Regions from separate parts of the Homo sapiens genome. Here region 2 is linked to region 1. Evidence: chromatin loops called from intact Hi-C (ENCODE). Cell type or tissue: MCF 10A. All regions are shown on one strand. Links, peaks and the distances in the headings refer to the core of each region. The heading gives the core; the rest is flanking DNA. Region 1 overlaps LOC105372745 (a long non-coding RNA gene). Region 2 has its middle 80 kb from the start of LINC00320.

Region 1 (2,929 bases), core at 96-2,595:
AGCAATGTTCCTCCATTAATAGATCCCAGCTTTTAAAATACTTTAAAAATGCTTTTCTCCATTGTTTGTATTGAAGAGTACATTATATCTGTGACTATATTGATGGTTAAATTAAGTATATTGTTTCAATAAAATTTATAAAGAAAGCATTAGTCACAGGATCCATTTCTTTAAAATACAACTAAATTTAATCCCACTATTAGTGATTAAACATGATGCCTACTTTAATTGATTTGTCTGGGTTTGCTGAATCTTCAAATATTTCAACTAAATTTTTTCATGTATATCGAAATATATCTATATGTTCGTAGATGGAAGCCAACAGGTTTTGATTCACCAAATAGTATTTTAAGGAAGAAAGAAATGGCTTAAATCCCTACTCTTGGTATGGAAAAATGTGGAAGTGTGTATTTTAACATCGAAATCAAAGGAGTACTCTGAGTTGAATGAGAAACAAAGTATAATATATATTCTTTCTTGCATTTTAGCACAGCATCCTTTTTACACAACATATTTGACTACCTGTGATTTATGCAGCACAATAGCTTTCTTATGACACTTACGTTAATCTTTTTTCCCCTTTCCATTACCTGAACATATCAGTATGTTTTCTTGTTGAAATAATTTGGAGTAGTAATTTGCAAATTTCTTCTGACAGCCCTTAAGGTACAATAAATTTCTCAAATCAGTAGGAGCTCTTGAAATGTGTTTTCAATATCTCTGCTGCAAATGAAACTAGCGAGTTACAAATGTGCAAGTGCACAGAAAATCAGAAAGAATGAATTTTTCACTTATACCGAATTGGATGTTTCCTTAATTATTTGTAACCTAGGGCCGTAAAAAAGTTTCTCATTTTAGAATTTGGTTTTACAACCAGGATTTTTTGTTTATATGACTGTACTATATTTAATGAATTTGAATCCATAAAAAAACAGGACAAACTTGACCCCAATATATACCATTTCTTTCAATAAATTATAAGATTTTACATACATATAATATTAAATCAATATGTAAAACAATTTTACTGAATACCCATGGGATAGAATAACAAAAATATTTAGTCTAATATAAATTTTCACAGGTATTAAAGATTTACTTCTGTGACTGATGATGACGATGGCAAGAGCAGGTGGCAGAGAGTCTAATTGCTGCAGAGTTTCTCCATGATAAAATATTTTATATCCTCTATATCTTTAAAATTCTACCATTATGATAGATTTTATTTTTGATGTTTTAAAAAGCATTATAATATTTCACATTCATGACAAGTGCACTTTTGCCTCCAGGGCAGTATGCTGTAATTAAACTGAAGGTCCTGAAGACAGACCACTGGAGTGCAAATCCTTGCTTTTTACTAATTAACTTGGGCAAGTGACTTGGTTTATTTAAAATGCAAAAAACTATTTCTAAGATTGGCAGCACACACAAGAAAATCCAATATAACAGTGTCTTAAATACTGGCTACTTTTCTCTCACGAAGATTAATTCTAATGGCCAACGATTCTGAATTTCTAGGAAGACTTGATTAAGTCAACAAAAATTTAGTCTCCTATATGTCTATCTCTACTGCCATCTTCAGGTTTCCATCCTCAATGCTATATGATGGGAACTGGAGCTCTAATAATGATGGTTACATCTTCATTTCAGGGTGCATAAAGGTAGAAAAGGGAAGGACAGGGACTATAACCTAGTTTAGCCATTTGTTTCCTTAAAGAAACTTCCAGTTGGGCGCAGTGGCTACACCTGTAATCTGAGCACTTTGGGAGGCTGAGGCGGGCAGATCACGAGATCAGGAGATCGAGACCATCCTGGTTAACACGGTGAAACCCCATCTCTACTAAAAATACAAAAACAAAATTAGCCAGCTGTGGTGGCGGGCGCCTGTAGTCCTAGCTACTCGGGAGGCTGAGGCAGGAGAATGGCGTGAACCCGGGAGGCGGAGCGTGCAGTGAACTGAAAACGCACCACTGCACTCCAGCCTGGGCAACAGAGTGAGACTCTGTCTCAAATAAATAAATAAATAAATAAATAAAAATACAAAAGGAAAAAAAAAGGAACTTCTAAGTAATTTCCAGCTTTCATTTATATCTCATTGGCCCAAACTTATTCACTTGACTATAGTTAGCTTCTGCTCCATTTATTATCACTGATTAATCACCTCAAACTTTGTAGAATAAAAGAACTACCATTTTGTTATGTTTGCAGGAATTTAGAAAGGATGTGGAAATAATGGCTTGTCTCTACTCCAAAATGATTAATGCCTCAGCTAGACAGACTGAAAAGCTAGGAGTAACTTAACGGATGTAGGCTGAAATAGTCTGAAGTCATCCTCATTGATGTGTCTTAGGAGTAAACATCCAACATAAAGCACAGAAGCTGAGTTCTTTGCTAACCTAGACTTGAACATCACACGGTATAATTTGAATGCAGCCTCTTCCTGCACGCATACATAAACCTTTGCAGATTAAAGAGGAGTAGTGGCATATTTCCAGAAAATCATATTTTGTAGGAGATACTGTTTGTCATCTTTGGAAAATTCAATCACCTGTCTTTACAACTGATTCTCAGAAAATCTAATCCTTTGTCTGGGTGCATTTTACCCCTGTAAAAATTGTGGTTTGGCTGCCTCTATAAAGATGAAAGGTTATTCAGCAGAGGTCTTTGAATGACCTCTGTTAGTCCATCTATAAAATAAGCAATATAATAGTATCCACCTCTAAAAGTTATTATCAACTGTAAGTGAAATATTGCCAGTTATCACTTTGGGGACGTTGTAAAGAAATATGATGACCTCTGAGGATTCCCCACAGCCTGGTGCTTTACTCCACGTGGATTCCCCATTGCTCAGGATACTTTCAATGTATTATCATAAATTATTGATTCCCAGCAATTTCATATCATGGCTCACACAGAAAACATAATAATC
Region 2 (2,929 bases), core at 178-2,677, 900 kb before region 1:
ATAGTTTTGAGAGTCTATCATGTGTTGACAGAGGGATATACGATCCCTTCCTTTTTGTAGACTGCATTCCAGTGTGGAACATAGAAACTATACAATGAAATAAACAAAACTGCAATAGGTGTTACTGAGAATAACAAATTCTTTTACGGTAGGGAAGAGCTTAGGAATGACACGAGCTGACTTATGTTTACTAGAATCCCCAGGGTTGACAAAGCCCATAGGCACAGTGTGGGCAGACAGCACTGCAGACATAACCACCGATGGATGCTGGAGAATTCAACCAATGCGTTTATAATTTCAGCATGGTACCTGATTTTTCATATCAATATTTCCAGTTGAAAATATAGGGCAAGCGATGCCAATTGTTGAATTCAAAGTCATGTGACAATACACTGGTTCTAAGTATGAAGTCTAACTAAGACTGTAAAAGATCTGTGATTTTACTCTATTGTAAACTACCAAGTCAGTCTGCCACAGAAAACACAGACCACGCTGCCATGCTGAATCCGTTCTGCTTTGTTGAATATATAACCTTAGCAGGCTAATATAATACAGATGACTCCTTAGTCAGAAACAAAGACCATTTATCTTATGTTGGTTCTCTGTACATCAGTTCACACAGGGCAACACAATGAGAGCCAGATGTTATGTGTACATTCAGTGGAATACATCACAGGAAAAAAATCCTCAAAATTAGGAAACTCTGATTTTAGGTAGGGCCCCTGATGTCTTGCCGATCCTCCCCTCCAAAGAGAAAAAGAGAGACTGGAATATTCGGTTTAATCTAGAATATAAGCAAATATCTTTGGGGGAGAAGGGAAAGGATTTTCTATGTTTGTTATCCTGAGATGTAAAAAAAATCCTCCAAAAAAATATACTTTACTGTTTTGGAATGTTTCCATATACAATGATTGGCCGTAAATGCTTTTACTCAGAGTACTCAGACTATGTAGGAATGCAAGAAATCCATGGGGAAATGTCTTCCAACACAAGGAGGGGTAGGAAAGTGAATATAAGGCATTTCAGATTTCATAACGAGTTTCAGGCTGTTTTTCAAGAAGCGGAAGTGTCTGCAAACATAGAAGGCAATTCACATTCTGGATGGACAAAATAAATGTAAAATGACTGCTGAAGTTGACCTCTAACACCGGCTGATTCATTGATGTCACAAAGCGAACAGAAACAGACTTTCTTCTCATGTCTCTGTTTTCCATTTAAAAAAATTTTAATGTTAAGCTGTTATAACTATGGTAATAGCAGATGCAGAACTATGTCAAACAAAACAAAATTAAACAACATCAACAGCAGCAGCAACAGTGATAATAATAGTGCATTTTGGAAAATAGAGGAGATACTACAGTTTCCTGTGACTCTATTTTGTGAATAAGAAAACTTTCCTTAGGCGGCTTCCTGTAGAATTTACTTCTGGTTCTACTGGTTAGAATCGCATCAGTTGCCTTTTTCTGAACCAACCTGCCACCAGTGTAAGAGTATGGAATTAATCAAAATTGGCTTAATTAACTAAGATGGATATGGAGATGGCCACCAGAGGGTGCAATGGGAATGGGAACGGACCCAGATTCGAAGGCTCAAGATCCTGAAATACCAAACTAATAGGTTAAGCAGGAACTAAATAATTAAAGGGAAACAAAAAAGTGTGCTAGGTAGAACACAGTGTAGGTGGGCAGGTGTAGGGTTTTTCAGAAACAGAAAAGAGTTAAAATTAAATGGACCATTGATTTCAAGAGTTTAGTTACCAGAAATAAGACCAAAATGGCAAATAGTGTTTAGTCAGCAGGAGCCAAGAGCAAGAATATTTTTTTTTCCTAAGGGCTATATATTTGTATACTACCCTATATAACAATTCCAGTGTTGTTTATTCTATAACTTCATACACAGATCCTGCACTAACATTACTTTCAAAAATTAGAAGGTTTTTCTTAAAATTTATTTATTTTCATTTCTCAGAATGTTAGTCTTCTGTTTCCTTAACTGAGAATTGTTTTACTGTTGCATACTATCTTATAAAAAACTAAAATTCAACATGGGACCAATGTTTATTGGTAATGATGGAATTGCATACATTAGTCATCACGAAAGAGACATGCTGAAATGAATAATGACTTGGTTCTTCAGTGAATTTGCAACCTCATAGTTACAAAAGTCTTTTTTCACTTTTTCATTGTATGTTTGGGGAAGAGGAGAAAAAAAACTGTAGACCATGAACTTTGAGAAAGAAGAAAAGATATAAATATAAAAAAATAGTTTTATGGGTTCTGAATACATTTTTATCTTGAAAAGTTCTGCTTTGCACGTACCTTAGTATGGAGTAGATTCACTCCCAAGGAAGGGAAACGTGATTTGAATTTTTTTGGTTTAAGAAAGGAACATGAATTCACTTGAGGGTTTTCCCTAACATGGCCTGTCTTGCTCATCAGAGTAATATGGAAGTTAAGTATTCAAGAGAGATATTTCAAGTACTAGTGAAAATTGTGCTTTAGAACTGGATCATTTAAAATCCAACTCTAGGAAAATTAGAAGGTAAAATGCACAGCAGACACAGGAACTATAGGGAAAACCATGGTTACAATGTCATCACTTCTTCCTTTTTTCATTTTATATCAGTGATGAGTGTTGAGGACAACTGCAGAGAGAGAGAGAGAGAGAGAGAGCAGAAACAGCTCCCAGGAAGTCATTTTAAGGCATTAGAACAAAATCAAGTTTTAACTACGAAGTATTGAGAAAATTTCACTAACATATTTCTCCAAAACTGAGGTTTTTAAATTCGTACTCAAAATGAGCATCAAACTTCCAATAATAACTAGATTATTAGGTATATATTTGAAAGTGAAAATGAGCAGTTCTATTTCCTTATTTTGTGGTTGTTATTCCTTTGATAACCTCACAATACTATCACCACTTCCATAAT

The links. Hi-C counts contacts between places; a loop is a spot of excess contacts. Peaks named below come from ENCODE experiments on the same cell type or tissue, not always from the same donor. Only the 100,000 strongest peaks of a DNase experiment are listed, where the experiment ranks them.
Region 2: it touches region 1 in a loop (18-fold over the local background); 2 of 110 quality-filtered maps call a loop at or near these places.

The regions. Positions count from the first base shown.
Region 1 is chr21:19,980,789-19,983,717 of GRCh38, reverse strand. The region is part of intron 3 of LOC105372745 (a long non-coding RNA gene); the gene reads right to left. Among named protein-coding and RNA genes, the nearest start is that of LINC01683, 82 kb to the right of the region's middle. In MCF 10A, for the core only: a CTCF peak has its summit at 1,568 (motif pointing left); no DNase peak of the experiment used is centred there.
Region 2 is chr21:20,881,291-20,884,219 of GRCh38, reverse strand. No RefSeq gene overlaps it. Among named protein-coding and RNA genes, the nearest start is that of LINC00320, 80 kb to the right of the region's middle. In MCF 10A, for the core only: CTCF peaks have their summits at 1,353 and 1,552 (motif pointing right); a DNase peak (open chromatin) is centred at 1,559.